Regions from separate parts of the Mus musculus genome. Here region 2 is linked to region 1. The links are chromatin loops, found by intact Hi-C in ENCODE. Cell type or tissue: heart. All regions are shown on one strand.

The links. Peaks named below come from ENCODE experiments on the same cell type or tissue, not always from the same donor. Only the 100,000 strongest peaks of a DNase experiment are listed, where the experiment ranks them.
Region 2: it touches region 1 in a loop (4-fold over the local background); 8 of 42 quality-filtered maps call a loop at or near these places.

Annotation. Positions count from the first base shown.
Region 1 is chr14:27,026,120-27,034,119 of GRCm38, forward strand. No RefSeq gene overlaps it. Among named protein-coding and RNA genes, the nearest start is that of Il17rd, 8.9 kb to the right of the region's middle. In heart, CTCF peaks have their summits at 3,854 (motif pointing left) and 5,203 (motif pointing right); no DNase peak of the experiment used is centred here; H3K4me3 peaks cover 329 bases; H3K27ac peaks cover 433 bases.
Region 2 is chr14:26,487,214-26,495,213 of GRCm38, forward strand. All of the region lies in intron 1 of Slmap (sarcolemma associated protein), which reads right to left. Among named protein-coding and RNA genes, the nearest start is that of Gm24031, 6.4 kb to the right of the region's middle. In heart, a CTCF peak has its summit at 4,108 (motif pointing right); a DNase peak (open chromatin) is centred at 4,138.

The sequences.
Region 1 (8,000 bases):
AATTTCGAGACAGGGTTTCTCTGTGTAGCCCTGGTTGTCCTGGAACTCACTGTGTAGACCAGGCTGCCCTCAAACTCAGAAATCCACCTGCCTCTGCCTCCCAAGTGCTGGGATTAAAGGCGTGCGCCACCACGCCCGGCTGACTTGTTACAAACTTAATTTTCCTTTCTTTTATGGCATAAGAGGCTAAAGCTCTTCGGTTTATTTTTCACTAGCCAAAAAGAAGTTTGCTAGTTATCTTCAGCGGTATGGTTAGTTAACCAGCATGGCAATGATCTATTTCTCCTTTTAGTCCTGAAGTTTGGGGACCAAGCAAAGCTGAGGTCCCCAAACACCTGAGGTCTGTTCTCCATCAGCTGTCGTTCTCAAGTAGGACATACTGTGACTCAGAAATCAGAGAGGAAGCTGACCGTGTGCATCGGAGAAGCATCGTTCTCGAGGGGCAGTGGTGGACTGTGGGTCGGGGAAGCAGGGTCCTAGAGGTGCAGTGATGAACTGTGGGTAGTAGGTAGCCGTGGGCAGCTTCACTCACACCGGTTTGGTTTTATTAGCAGACAACATGACAACCATGTGGACTTCAAAGTCTTACATTTTATGCTGGGGAAAGGCTGTTGCCATTGTCCTTGTCACACTGCCTTATGGAAGCAGCCCAATTTGTGTCTTTACCTGGTTAGCTTCTCCACACTGTTCTCTCAGCAATGTCTCTGATGATGGACATTGTCAAGTGTCATACCGGGGTCTAGCAGCCATGGTGCCTATTTAACATATCAGAGTAGATCTGGCCTCCAGGTTTTCCCAGCATCCCTCAGTCCCTTCTGTTGGGGACTTGGGGGGGTGGCACATGACCTGCCCTTCAACAGAGGCTCTTCCATATATAACCCAGACATTTGGCTGCCCGCCCCTTTTGTATCTCTGACCTCTGGGCTGCTGTACTTGGTTCCCCTCTCTCCCTCCCCCACTCCTCTCCTACATGGTTCAGGCAGGGTCGGGATCACTCTGGACTCTCCCAGATGTAACTGCCTCTGGCTATGCTCTTCCACACATCTATAGTAAACTTTCTCCTCCGCCATGCCTAGTAACAGTCATGGCCTTTCCTTCTCTCCCTCTTTCTCTCTTTCTCTCTTTCTCTCCTTTCTTTCTTTCTTTCTTTCTTTCTTTCTTTCTTTCTTTCTTTCTTTCTTTCTTTCTTTCTTTCCTCCTTTCAGACATCAAGATTGTTTCTTTTATTTTTCACACTAATAGCAATAATGTTACTGTATAGACCTAATATCTGTTAGCCCTCACCCAGATTTGTATTGAAAGATCCTGGCAGAATGTAAAAGGACACAGAAGCCCTGAAATTGGCAAGATAGACGTCAGTGTTAGCAGAACTAGCTTCACTGATTTAGAAAAATAGAGGTGCACAATGCTCTGGCCACTCCTTGAACCTGTGTGTCTGCCAAAGTTCTGACCAGGTGTGTGCCCATTGCTGCACCTTCATTAGACTCTTTCCTTGTACCCCTCCCATACTCATTTCTTGAGAACAGACATTGTTTAGATCTGGGAAATCCCCTAATCTCCCCCTTCTCCTTTCCCCCCTGAGGGCCTATAAAAACTGGGAACTCTTTCCCCTCGAGGACGACTCCTCTACCCCTGCGTGGGATATGAGTCGTCCCCAGAGCTCTGGCTTTCCCCAAATAAAGCCTCATGTGGTTTGCAACAAGCTCGGTCTGTCGTGAGTTCTTGGGTGTCTGCTATTGTCCTGAGGCCTGAGCGAGGGGCTCCTCTCGGAGTCTTTCATTATGTCAAACCCCTAATTGACAAGGAAACAGTGACAAGAGTGGGTGGGCCTTTGGGAACATTAGTTCCTGAGGGTGAGCCCTCATGAGTGGAATAACCTTCTCTCTCTCTCTCTCTCTCTCTCTCTCTCTCTCTTTTTGAAACAGGGTTTCTCGTGTAGCCCTGGCTGGCCTCGAACTCAGAAATCCTTCTGCCTCTGCCTCACAAGTGTTGGGATTAAAGGCGTTTGCCACCACCACCCAGCACGGATAACATTCTCTTAAAAGAGGCTTGAGGGTAGGTGTGGCTCAGTGATAAAGCATGTCTTTAGCATATGCTCATGGGAAGCTAAAACATCGCCAAAGATGGAGCAGGACTGTTGTGGTAGTGTAGCTAAATTTGTCACCAGTGGTAGCGTCTGGGTTGGGTGTTTCCAGGCTTTTGGCCTCTTAGCTAAAGAACTAGAAGTGAGGGCTCACATAGATTTGCAAAAAAAGGCAAGATAATTTTATTTGGAGCAAAGAGATAATATAGGTCAAGGAAAGATATACAATCAAGACAGACGTGGAGCCCCGTGAGCAGGAGTATCCAGGGCTGTGTTATTGTTCCAGCCTTCTTTTTAGGTGGCTCAAGAGAATGAGGGATGGTTTCTAGGCTTCTCTATTTCAGTTGATAGTCTGGGTTATGTGTTCAGCCCTTCCCATAATACCTTTAATTGTAATCATATGCATGCCCAATTATGTGTGTTAGGGTGGGAAATGGGGGATTCTCTCTACTACAGAGCGCAGTTTTGCTCACTGCCTAAGCACTCAAAATCAGGTCAGGCCGGCTTAGCCCTTACATTCTTTATATTTGGATATTAGGGATATGCTTGAATAGAAGCTGCCTTACTTTGATCGTTGTAAGTGACGGGGGAACTCATACACTGTTCAGAGATGGGAGGAAGTGTATCTCTGACATAGGTGAGATTTTAAGGGGCTTCTGAAGATGCTAAGTGAGTTGTTTGGAGAGGGGTATGTGCACACAGGGAGAAGGAACTAGGCTGCTGCGTGTGTTACAACAAGGGAGGTGGAGTGTGCTGTATGCACGATCTCAAAGCGAATGGGGGCTCCAGGGTACTGAAGTCTTTCTTACACCTTCCTAACTCAGGTTTATTTCTCCCCAGAGCTCTCACTGGGGAGCCACTGAGCAATTCTGGAATTATCTCAGGTACAGACTAGTCTGGGTCCAATTAGTAGACAGAAGCCACATGATTTAAACAGGAAAAAAATAATACAAGGAACTAATGACTAAAATAAGAAATAAGAAAAAGGAGGAACTGGTAAGTAATAAATAGAGGGAACCCTTAAGGGTATATAATTGAAATTCTCAGAAAAAAAGATTAGAATATATTTTTAAAGAAGGTTGTAGTCCGGCAGTGGCGGTGTACGCCTTTAATCCCAGCACTTGGGAGGCAGAGGCAGGAGAATTTCTGAGTTGGAGACCAACCTGGTCTACAGAGTGAGTTCCAGGACAGCCAGGGCTACACAGAGAAACCCTGTCTTGAAAAAATCAAACAAACTAACTAACTAGCTAACTAACTAACAAACAAAAAGGAAGGTTGCAGGATACAACTGTAAGCCCTGCAGTTAGGAAAATAAAGCAGGAAGATTTTGAGTCTTAAAGCCCTCTTCCTCTCAAAAGAAAACAAGAAAAGCAACAGCTACTGCTTAGGGCTGAGAAAAACAACCCAAAGTAGATCCCCTCTGCCAGAGCAGAAACCTGGATCTGGGGAGGGCAGCCATGCTTCCCTGGGTGACAGAGAACTTGCTTTGACACTGTGCTATCTTGAGAGCCACTGAGAACGAGAGAGGCTCTGGCTACTGGCACTTCTGGCTGCTGTGCATTGCAAGAGGCAGCTTTTGTAAAATCTGGTATGGGGAATGCTGCATACGTAGCAGAGCTGGATATTATAGAACCAGCCTCCACTTCAGGAGCTGGAAAAGCCACCCAGTGGTGATGGAGAACTCGCTGGAGAAGAGGCCTTGAAGGACCCGCTAGATTGCAGGAACGCTTCAGCAAGAGCGTGCTTTTCTTCGTGTGGCGTCTCTTTATCGCCCTCTACTGACAAGTACAGTATAACGCTAGCTGACAAAGGAAAACGGGAGACCAGCTTCATTCAGTTTTGCCTAACGGTTAATGATGGGTGAATTTTGAACCTAAGAGGCAACAAACTGATAACTAGTATAAGCACTTCCCTTAGAGTACTCGCCTTCCGTGTGTTCCTCTCACACGTCCGAAGGTCTATGACTCCACCTAATAGGACACAGCCATTGCAGGAATGAAGATGCCCTCATCTTTTGCGAGAAGCTCTTTCCAAAACAAACAAGCAGTCCCAACAGCAATTGTATGTATTGCTAGCTATATTAATTAGTCACTGTCCCACCGGTTATTTAAAATCTAAACTAAAGCCAGGCACGGAGATGCAAATCTGGAATCCCAGCATCTCAGAGATAAAGGAAGCATCAGGAGTTCAAGGCAGCTACGTAGTGAGTTCAAGGCCAGTGTGAGCTACATTAAGACCCTGTTTCAACCCCTCCCCCAACCCTACCCACAAAGGACTAAATTTTTGTTTTGTTTTGTTTTTCGAGACAGGGTTTCTCTGTGTAGCCCTGGCTGTTCTGGAACTCACTCTGTAGACCAGGCTGGCCCCAAACTCAGAAATCTGCCTGCCTCTGCCTCCCAAGTGCTAGGATTAAAAGATGTGTCCCCATGGTTGGAACCTGGTTGGAACTCTTTAATTGATGAACAGACTCAAACCTCAATTCCCCAAACTCTGAATACCCAGTAGTCCTGCTTTTCAATACACATACATACACACACACACACACACACACACACACAAACATACACACATACACACATACATACATATGGAGAACCTTTTGGGGTACCGCTTGGCAGGAATCTGACATTAGGCCATGACAAAGAAGTAAGTCCAGACAGGGACCTGACATTGGCCAAGGACAAGGCAGTAAGAATCTGGTTTTAGAGTAGAACAAAGAAGTAGGCTCAGATATCTTGATCATCCTTAGAAACAGTGATCACCGGAGTGATCATGGGGCTTTGTGTTTATTGGCTTGCTTGTTCCTTGACTATTGTCTTGCTTGAGCCCTCTTTGTACTACTTGCCCTGAATACGTGCATGTAATTAAAAAGGTATAAAACATGGATTGGGAAAATTAAATTTGCCTTCAGTCTCAGAGTTGACTGGGGTCATGCTACAATGTTGTCTAACTATCTTTCTTCTTTTTAATCCTCACTCCTGAGCTGGAAAACCTGTTGACTGACTGAGTGGGCTTGGTCACATACATACATACATACATACATACATACATAATGTTAAGCTATAGGTGTTTTGTCTATATGTACGGCTGTGTACCACATACCTGCAGTTCCCAAACCTGCCAGAAGAGGGCACTGGATCCCCTGGAACTGGAGTTAGAGACAGTTGTGAGCTACCTTGTAGATGTTGGCGGTTAAACCTGATCCTCTGGAAGAACAATCAGTGCTCTTAATGGCTAAGCCGTGTATCCAGCCTTGGCTCTGCCATTTTTGGTTGCTAAGTTTCTATTAACATTTTCAGCGGTCATGGAAATATTGAGTGCTGTACCCAAGAGTCCCTAATTCCAGAGATCATGATCTTTGCCCCTGCTGTGAGAAACACTAAATTCCCCTTTGAATTAGGGATCAGTCACTCCAGCCAAGAAAGAAATGCCTTTCAGTGGCAAAATGGCCTTGTGACAGCCTGACCTTTCAATCCAATGGAGTCATCACTAGACTCCCTTTGAGATTAAGATCTCTAGGCCAGCAGATTTCAAATTTACTGGAAAGTAAAGCAAAAACGGGGCTGGAGAGATGGCTCAGCACTGACTGCTCTTCCACAGGTCCTGAGTTCAATTCCCAGCAACCACATGGTGGCTCATAACCGTCTCTTATAGGATCTGATGCCCTCTTCTGGTGTGTCTGAAGACAGCAACAGTGACAGTGTACTCACACATATAAAATAAATAAATCTTGAAAGAAAGAAAGAAAGAGAGAAGGAAAGAAAAGCAAAAATGATTTCAGAGAGTTAATAGGTGTGATGGGGAGAAACTGCTTCCACTTACTGATTGGCAGAGTGATTCGAGGGAAACCGGCACCAGTAACAATCCCTAATTCCAAAGACACACTGTATCTATGGCACAGTCTTTGAAACATTATAGTGCATTTGCAGTAAACCTCTCCAAGTTTCAGTTAGGTCATCTGCCTCATGGAGATATGTCATAACACCAGGGAATTCCCTGGGCACTCCCCATTGAGCTTGCCTTCCTGGGAAATGACTTCCTAATTAGATGCAATGATTTGAGGATGTCTGATTTGGCTTAATACATTGCTCTGTAAACCCCCAGATATGTTATGGTGCTGGTAGACTGTGTTGTGAATTATAAAAGACAAATATCTCCTTATGGCAAGAAAAAAATGATGAGATAGAATGAAAGGCTACAATGAACCTGTGGTATTAGATTAGAATTCAGATTATTTAAGGAACTCGAGGTACATATATACATGCAAAGAGAAGTAGATAAATTATGTACATGTAAATAAATACATATATGCATACATTAACAGACATAAATATATATCCTGTAATATACCCTGAGAAGGCCTAGGAGTGGTGAGATTTCTAGTAGCAAGGCATACAGCTAGAACATAGTGTATAAGTGTGAGACTCAATACAGGAGTCATAGATTCTTGGAGAAATGGTTTATTCAAGAGCTAGGCAGGGAAAATACAAAGACTGAAAGACATGGATAAATCGGAGAAGTCTGAAGAGATGGTGATTGAACACAAGGTGGTATTCTGGACTGGGCGTGCATTTCAATGCTCTGGTCCCCGGTTGGAAACCTTCAGCCCACTTTAGACAATGCGCTTTGAGGCTAGTCCTCAAAACATCTAATGTGCACTCTTCAAAAAACCCTTAAGGTCGCCAAACAGAAAGTCTGAGAAACAGTCACAACAAGGAGCAGCCTAATAAAGTCAGATAACTAAATGTACTGTGGAGTCTTGATTGTGAAACAGAAAGTAGCCTCACTTAAAAACTTGGAAAGCTGGCACGGGGGAGACAGTTTAGTGAGTAAATGTGCCCTCCATCCTTTGTGATGGACATTCGTGATGGATGGAAGAACTGACTCCAGAGGGTTTGCCTCTGATCTACACACACACACACACACACACACACACACACACGAGGGGGGCAGGTGTTTGAAAGCACATGAATTCATCAATTCTAGGACCTATGGGGTTCGGTAGAATACATATCTAGCCTAATGTTTGAGGCCCTGGGTTCCATCTTTTCGGCACTGAAAAACCAAACACAACAAATAAACAAAACAACAGAGCAAATATGTCATAGCAATATCAACAATAGAGGCCAGGATGAAACACGGGGTTCATTCTTAGAGGTTTCGTAGCTTATCTCTACCAGGCAGCCCGGAGCTTCATACCCAGCACTGGAGGTGGGGATCTTATAGGGAAAACTGGGTATGAAGTATACTGGAATTCATTCAATACTATACTTTTTATGTTTTCATAGATAAACAGATAGATAGGCAGATAGATAGATAGATAGATAGATAGATAGATAGATAGATAGATAGATAGATAGATAGATAGGTAATGTCTGGTGTGTGCATATGTGCTTGTGTGTGCAGATGCTCTTTTGTAAACCAAAGATCAATGTCTGGTGTCTTTCCTCATTAAACTTGATCTTTCTCTGTTGGTGGTGGTGATTTTTTTTTGTTGTTTTTTGTTTTTTGTTTTGGTTTTTTGAGACAGGGTTTCTCTGTGTAGCCTTGGCTGTCCTGGAACTCACTCTGTAGACCAGGCTGGCCTTGAACTCAGAAATCCTCCTGCCTCTGGCTCCCGAGTGCTGAGATTAAAGGCGTGCACCACCACGTCCAGCTTTTGGTTTGTTTTCTAGACAGTGTTTCTCTGTGTAGCCCTGGCAGTCCTGGAACTTGCTCTGTAAACCAGGCTAGCCTCAAGCTCACAGAGACCTGCCTGGTTCTGCCTCCACGTATTGGGATCACCACCACTGCTCTGCTTACTCTAGATTTTTTTTACTTTCTTTTTTACTGAAACAGCCGGAACAATGATGACGCTCTAAAATCTGTGGATAACTATGTCATATATTGCATTAAGGTTCTGGCTTCAACAATTGTA
Region 2 (8,000 bases), 540 kb before region 1:
AAAGGGGAAGGGGAAGGGGAAGGGGAAGGGGAAGGGGAAGGGGAAGCGGAAGCGGAAGGGGAAGCGGAAGGGGAAGGGGGAGGGTAAGGGAAAGGGAAAGGGGAAGGGGAAGGGAAAGGGAAAGGGAAAGGGAAAGGGAAAGGGAAAGGGAAAGGGAAAGGGAAAGGGAAAGGGAAAGGGAAAGGGAAAGGGAAAGGGAAAGGGAAAGGAAAGGAAAGGGGTTCTGAAAATCAGTAAGAAAACGAATGGTATCACTCACCCTTGGTCTGCCTACCCTCCAGAACAGCAGAAATCTGGACAGCACCAGTATGCATTCCCAGAATGGAACCTTGCTTGGTACCTGACTCCGGAGGGAGCAGATCAGACCGTAATCACAGATTACTGTGTATTTTAACCTCTCCGAAAGTGACATGAAGGACTAATGCAGAACTCACCTAAGTTAGAAAAGTAACTAACTTTTACTGTTTAAAAAGTGTGATTTGCCTATCACAAGCAGTGCCACGTAAGAAAAGTAATCAATGCTACATGCCACCTCAGAAGACATAAGTCAGCCAACGTTATGCACTAATAGAAAGGGAGAACCTCACAGCCGTCTCAATCTACGCAGAAAAGGCATTTGAAGGAGCACAGCACCTCTGCTTGTAAACACTCAGAGGAGGGTGGAATCAGCAGGCAGCTTCCTAACACAAAAACTCAACAACGAACCTTCAGACACAGAACAGCAACCTAACGTCAGGGTAAAACTGCAGATTAAAGCCATTTGTGTGCGACTTGGTGTCCGAAGAGAGCCAGTATAATAAAAGCAAACACTATCACAATGAAGGAAAGAGCAATGGGAAATAGTAAAGAGAGACAGCTGAAAGGAGCTGAGAAACTGAGATGTGGAGACACAAAGAACAAGGGGTGTGCCAGTGGGGGTGGGGGTGCACACGGGCCTCAAGGGTGCGGCAGACAGCCCTGGTGAGGCAGAAGACAGTGATCCTCCCAAAGAACAAGCCTACAGCCCTCACAGCCCCAGGTCCAGGGTTTGGGGCACTTCAGAGCTGCCCAATTGTGTCCCTGGCTGTGTCTCTCCGGGGCTGCTTGGCCTGTGCCACCTTGAGAGAATCCATTCTCTAAAGCTGAGTTACCCTGGATGGCCTGAGAAGTACCAAGCATAAAGAGCAGGGTTGAAGTCAACCTCACAGCCCCAGGGTAAGACAAACAGCAGTGTCAGAGTGCAGGCTGGGCCTTCAGGCAACAGGAGGCTCCGCTCAGGCAGTGATCAGACAGGGTGAAGTGATCCGTCACAGATGGTTAGGGGCTGACCTTAATCATCTTCCATGCCTCCAATCGCTGCCTGGAGCCAGGGACTCAACTTCTGGAACCACCCACCTGCCAAGAGGCTCATTGCTATAGAGCACAAGTTCTTAAACTGTGAGTTGTGATCCCCATGGCAACAGTTAAGGCTTTCTGAAAGTGCAACAACCAAAAATTAACTTTGAAAAACAACTATGAATGAATCTGGAGTATTTCTGGCAGCACGTGCTCCCACAGCACATGACTTCATGGCAGTCCTGGTTCTTTGTGCTGACATGCCATCACAACATGCAAAGCGATTATACCCTGCTGGGAACACTTGGCTTGTGCTCAGGACCAGTGTAGGAGCTTCACATACAAATAGCTCGCCCTCAGCTGGGCAGTGGTGGCGCACGCCTTTAATCCCAGCACTTTGGGAGGCAGAGGCAGGTGGATTTCTGAGTTCGAGGCCAGCCTGGTCTACAGAGTGAGTTCCAGGACAGCCAGGGCTATACAGAGAAACCCTGTCTTGAAAAAAACAAAAACAAACAAAAACCCAAATAGCTCGCCCTCATAGAAACACAATTGTTTAATTACAGAAAACAAAGACCTTTAAGTATTTTACTACTGCTATTTCTTAACATGGAAGCATCAAATTTGGATATCTCTGGAGTATATTAGGTTAAAAAGTTTGATTTTAAAAGCCTTTGTTTGTACTTCTGATTTCAAATTCACAAAAATATGTTATTTTGCCTTGGGAGTAGGACAAAACTTTCTGAATGATTTATGAAATAACCTCAAACATATTTCTGCCATTTTGTCCTATATATTTATAAGTGGTATTCTATTCATGATTATAAAATCAAAATACCGAACCATTCTGTAAAAAAATCTTGAAGATTTTGTAAGTGTTATCAAATGTTCAGACATAATACATAAAAATAAACAACCATAGCTGTGCTATTATATAATTCTGCTTTCAACCAATAAATATCAAAATTATATATATCTATATTATATATATCACAGACTTATTTTAAATTATTTTTATTATTTATTCCAAGTAAATGTTTGATTTACATATTGATTCTAGATGCTTACATACCCATAGTCACATACAAATTTCTCAAGTGACAAAGAATCGGGTGTGGAAAAACTGTAAGAAGCAGACATTAAACACTCTGCAACTACAGTGGGCCACTGTACATCCACAGGCTTCCTCAAACAGAACCTGGTCACAGTTAACATTACAGTCTGGGGGCTGTCGAGAGTTCTAGTTTAGATCTTAGATCCCCAGGCAGTTTATGCTTCAGGAAGGGGTTGTGCCCCCAGTGCACTGGGAGTCACTGAGCTTTAAGAGATTTAATTATTGTACTGTTGAGACGACCTCACCAGATAGCTTTAGCTGGCCTCAAGTTCACTTAGGTCCAACTGCCTGTGCTTCCCAAATGCTGGAATCAAAAGCACAGCCACTACACCCAACACTATTTAACAGATGGGTTCTTTTAAGATTTGTTTTTATTTTTCATAATAATTTTTATGTTTTAATTGGTAATATATTTACATCATTTCACCCTTCCCCTACCTCCTTCCCCCTTGCTTTCTAATTTATGGCTTTTTTCTTTAATTGGTGGCAGTGGTGGTGGTATGTGTGTATTAATTAGCATATAAATACAACATGTTCTATCCATATAATATTACTTGTATGTATATGATTTCAGAGGTGACCACTTGGGTACTGGATCACCAAACTGCATCTCTTCTTTAAGGAAGATTATTTCTCCTGCTTTTAGTACTCCTTAGTTGCCTATAGTTTCTTGTCTATAGTTGAGGTTCCTTGAGCTCTCCCCTTCCATGTTAGCATGTCTAGTGGTATCATTGTTGTTCAGGTTTTGTTTGGGCAGCCACTATGAGACCTATGTACCAGAACAATGGTCAGCATGGCATGATAACCCTAAAAGTTGCTGCAAGAGAAGTATACCACTTGGTGGTATCCAACAGCTCTCTAAATGCACTTAAGAACTGCTCAATGAGGCTGGAGAGATGGCTCAGTGGTTAAGAGCACTGACTGCTCTTCTAGAGGTCCTGAGTTCAATTCCCAGCAACCACATGATGGCTCACAACCATCTGTAATGGGATCTTTTGCCCTCTTCTGGTGTGTCTGAAGACAGCAACAGTGTATTCATAAGCATTAAATAAATAAATAAATCTTTTTAAAATTGTTTAAATAAAGAAAGAAAGAAATGCCGACCTGCTCGACAAGAAGGAAACCCTGGCAGATACTAGAAACCTAGCTAACTACCAAGGCAGGGATAGTCAAGTGGATCTTGGGAGAGAACCTACAATTACCACTTCACTAAATCAGCCTAATCCCCAACAAAACTCTAAATATTTATCCTTATAACCATAAGTGTAGTTTATGAACCTCATCAAAAAAAATTCTCTTTGTAACAGACAGAGACCATTCCAGAAAACCTCAAGTACAGAGAACAAGAGATCATGTGGTGCCCAGATCCAACTGATACATCTATAATACAATTCTTCCACTCAAGGCTCAGTGATCATAGTAGAAGAGAGGGTGTAACGACTATAAAAACCAGGCGAACCTTCAGTTAACTGTGAGAATGTATCTCCTAGAACTATCAGAGCAGCTATACCCACGAAGCTCTTTAGCAGACTGTCAAAGCACAGTAACAAGTCCTCAAGTGCTGCTCTTGCTCCCTCCCCAGACTTCCAGTGCACTGGGGGCACAACCCATTCCTGAAGCATAAACTGACTGGGGATCTAAACTAGAACTCTTGACAACCCACAGACTGTAATGTTAACTGTGACCAGCAGAGGCCACTGGTATACAACGAACCAAAGGTGAAATGGTGAAGGCAGCACTGGCAGACCACAGTTTGGAGCCTGAGCAAGTCCACATAGAGCCAGCAGGGAAGGCACCAGCCAGGCAGACTAGTTAACCAGTGAGCTCCTGGTTCAGTGAAAGACCCCATCTTAAAGAACAAAAGTTGAGTGAGGATAACTTAGTGAATATATAGGTGCTTGCCACCAATCCTGAAGGTCTATTCCCAGGCCTACATGGTAGGAACCAACTCCAACAAACTGTCCTCTGGCCTCCATATGTATCTCACAGCTTCTATCTACACAAACACACATACACACACACACACACACACACACCCACACACACACATACACACACACTGAGAGAGAGAGAGAGAGAATAAAGTGCAATTTAAAAATCATTTTTAGATTTTTATGTGTACATCACATGGGTATTTAGTGCCCAATAAGTCAAAAGAAGATATCAGATCCCCTGAAACTGGAGTTATGACAGTTGTGAACCTGATCCTCTGAAAAAGCAACAAGTGCTCTAAATTGGTGAGCCATCTCTCTAATCCTCACGTTTAAAAAAGAAAATTAAAGAAATAAAACTAAATAAAAGTAGAGAAAGATACAGGAAGAGAGCCAACATTGAACTGACTTCTGGACATATGCTATGGCATAGCCAAACATTCATACATCATGCACACATACAATAATAAATAAATGGGATGCGTGATAAAGGAAGGCAATGCACACACACATGCATCTCTCTCTCACACACACACACACACGTATGCATCACACACACATACATATATACACATGCATCTCTCTCACACACACACATGCATCTCTCACACACATGCATCTCACACACTCATACACATTTACTTACTTATGTAAGACTAATAATCCCCCTAACCAAACTGATAAAAGAGAAAACTAACAAAATTAAAGATGAAAAGAGGGATGAAATCTACAAACTCTACAGAGAAAGCTACGGAGGTGTTTCAGTCACTAACACGCCTGCCACGTAGCAAGCATGAGGGCCTGACTTTGGATCTCCAACATCAGGGCTACACTGGTGTAGCCATGCATGCCTAAAACCTTAATGCTGGAGGAAAAAGGACAGAGGGTTCCTGGGACTTGCTGGCCATCAGCATATCCAGATTAATTAACTAATTAATTAATTAGTGAACTCTGCCAAGGAGAGATTTATTTCAAATGATTAAGGCAGAAGTGACAGAAAACACCAACATCCTACCCTGGCTATAACAAATAACAGATTGAAGAAATAACAGTCTCTCAACAACAACAAAAGTCCAGGATGGTACAGATTCACTGCTGGATGCTACTGGACCATTAAAGACCTGACATCAATGTTCCTTATCCTATTCCATAAAATACAACAGGAAAGGGAAAGGATACTACAAACTCCATCTATAAAGCTATTAGTACCTCAATACCAAAAACCAGACAAAGACACACAAAGACACACACACACAGAGAGACAGAGACAGACAGACAGACAGAGAGAGAAGAAAACCACAGACTAAACTCCCAGAAACATGGATGTAACAATTCTCAATAAAGAGCAGTAGTAAAATGGCTCAGCAAGTAAAGATGCTCTCCAGGGAATGGAGAGCCGGCTCAGCAATTAAAGAGTACTAGATACTCTTTAGAGGACCTGGGTTTTAATTTCCAGGACCCACACCACAGCTCTCAACCATCTGTAACCCCAGCTCTAGGATATTTGAAACCCTCTGCTAGCTTCCTCAGGCACAAAGTATGTACATGGTGCACAGACTTACACGCAGGCAACACACCCATATGAATTAAAAAATAAAATAATTTTTAAATATTTAAAGTACAGATGGAGAGATGGCTCAGCAGTTAAGGGCACTGGCTATTCTTCCAGAGGACCTGGGTTTAAATTCCAGCACCCTCACAGCAGCTCACAACTGTCTGTAACGCTAGCTCCAGGGGTTCTGGTACTCTTACACGGACATACCTACAGTCAAAGCATCAATGCACATGAAATAAAAATTAAAAAAAAAAAATAGTACTTTCCACCAGCCTGAAATCTGAGTTTGATTCCCAGAACAGACAAAAAGGTGGAAAAGAACCAACTCCACATACAGATCATGGCAGGCATGTACTCACACACACATGTACTATAAATCATGGCAGGCATGTACTCACACACACATGTACTATAAATAAAAAGCCTAAATATTCAATAAAATAATTACAAACTAAATTCAAGAACACATTTCAAAGGTCATATACCAAGACCAAATGGAGTTTATTTCTCGGATGACAGGATGGGTCAACACACACAAATCAATATTAATCTAGCTCATGATCTCAAAATTTAAAAAACAAAAATCACATAACAATAGATCCTCAAAAGGCCTTTGACAAAGTTCAACATCCCTTTACGGTAAAAGCCGCAGTACTAGGAGTACTATATCTCAACATAATAAACGCTCCCATCTTAACCACGTAACCAACACTGTTACAGGAGAAAAGTGAGAGCATTTGCTTGAAATGAAAATTAGATAAGAGTACTCACTCTCTCTATACCTGTTAAAACAGCTCTTAAAGTCTTCAAGAGCTAAGAAAAGAAGGCAAACTATCCCTGTTTGCAGATATTATGACCTTAAACTTAAGTATCTCCAGACTCCATCAGAAAACTCGAAGATCTTAAACAATTTCAGCAAAGTAACATGATATAAAATTAGCACAAAGGCCAGCCACTTTTCTATGTACTTGTAACAAACTTGCTGAGAAAGAAATCAGAGGGAAAAATCCACACAACATCTTCCCACTGAATAAAGTACCTAAGGATAAGCCTAGCCACAGAAGTAAAAGAACTGCAGTAAAAACTGCGAAACACTGTAAGAGGCCAGAGAGAAGCCTCCATGGTTAAGAATGCAACCCACTCTTGCAGAGGACCCAAGTTAGGTTCCCAGAGCTAACAGGCAGTTCACAACCTCCTCTAACTCCAGCGCCGGGGAATGCAATATCCTCTTCTGGTCTCTCAGAACACTACACAGAGGCACAAATCCACACATAAGCAGATATATGTATGTTAAAAACACTAAAGAAATTGAAGAAGAAAATGGAATATGGAAAGATTTCTCAAACTCAGATTCATAAAAAAATACTGGCTTCATTAATGAACATAATCTATATGCCAGTGTAATCAAAACCAAAATTTTAATGGTATTCTAAATAGAACTTGAAAACAAAAAATTTCTGAAGCTCACATTTAAGTACAAATGTTCCTGAACAGACAAAACAATCCTATGAAGAAAGCAATGCTGCACTTATCCCAATACTTGACCTCAATTATATTACAAAGACCCAATAACAAAAATAGCACCACACTAGAAAAAGATAGTCACATGGACTAACGGAACAGAAGAGAGGAGCCAGAAATAAGCCCAAGCATCTACAGCCAACTACATTTTAACAAAGGTGTCAAAGAAAGCTTTGGAGAAAAGACAGTCTCTTCAGCACTTGGTGCTGGGATAACTGGATCTCCATCTATACAAGAATACAACTAGATACCTGTCCTCTCACCTTTATACCTTTAAGACCTTACCTCAATGACTCTAATATAGTAACTAAAACTTTAAACACTTTAAAATAAAGGGTTTGCTGTTTATCGTTTCTTTTCAGAGAGCCCATTATCAATTCTTGCTGTTACTTGAACTATTAGAGGCCTTTCATTCCTAGCCTGTGCCTACAATTTAAAGTGTTTCTATTTGTTTTCCTCTGCAGCTTAGATACACAACCAAGAAATAAACAGACAGCCGGAGAGATTGTTCAGCAGTTAAGAACACTGGTTGCTTACAGAAGACTCAAGTTCTGTTCCCATCACTCAC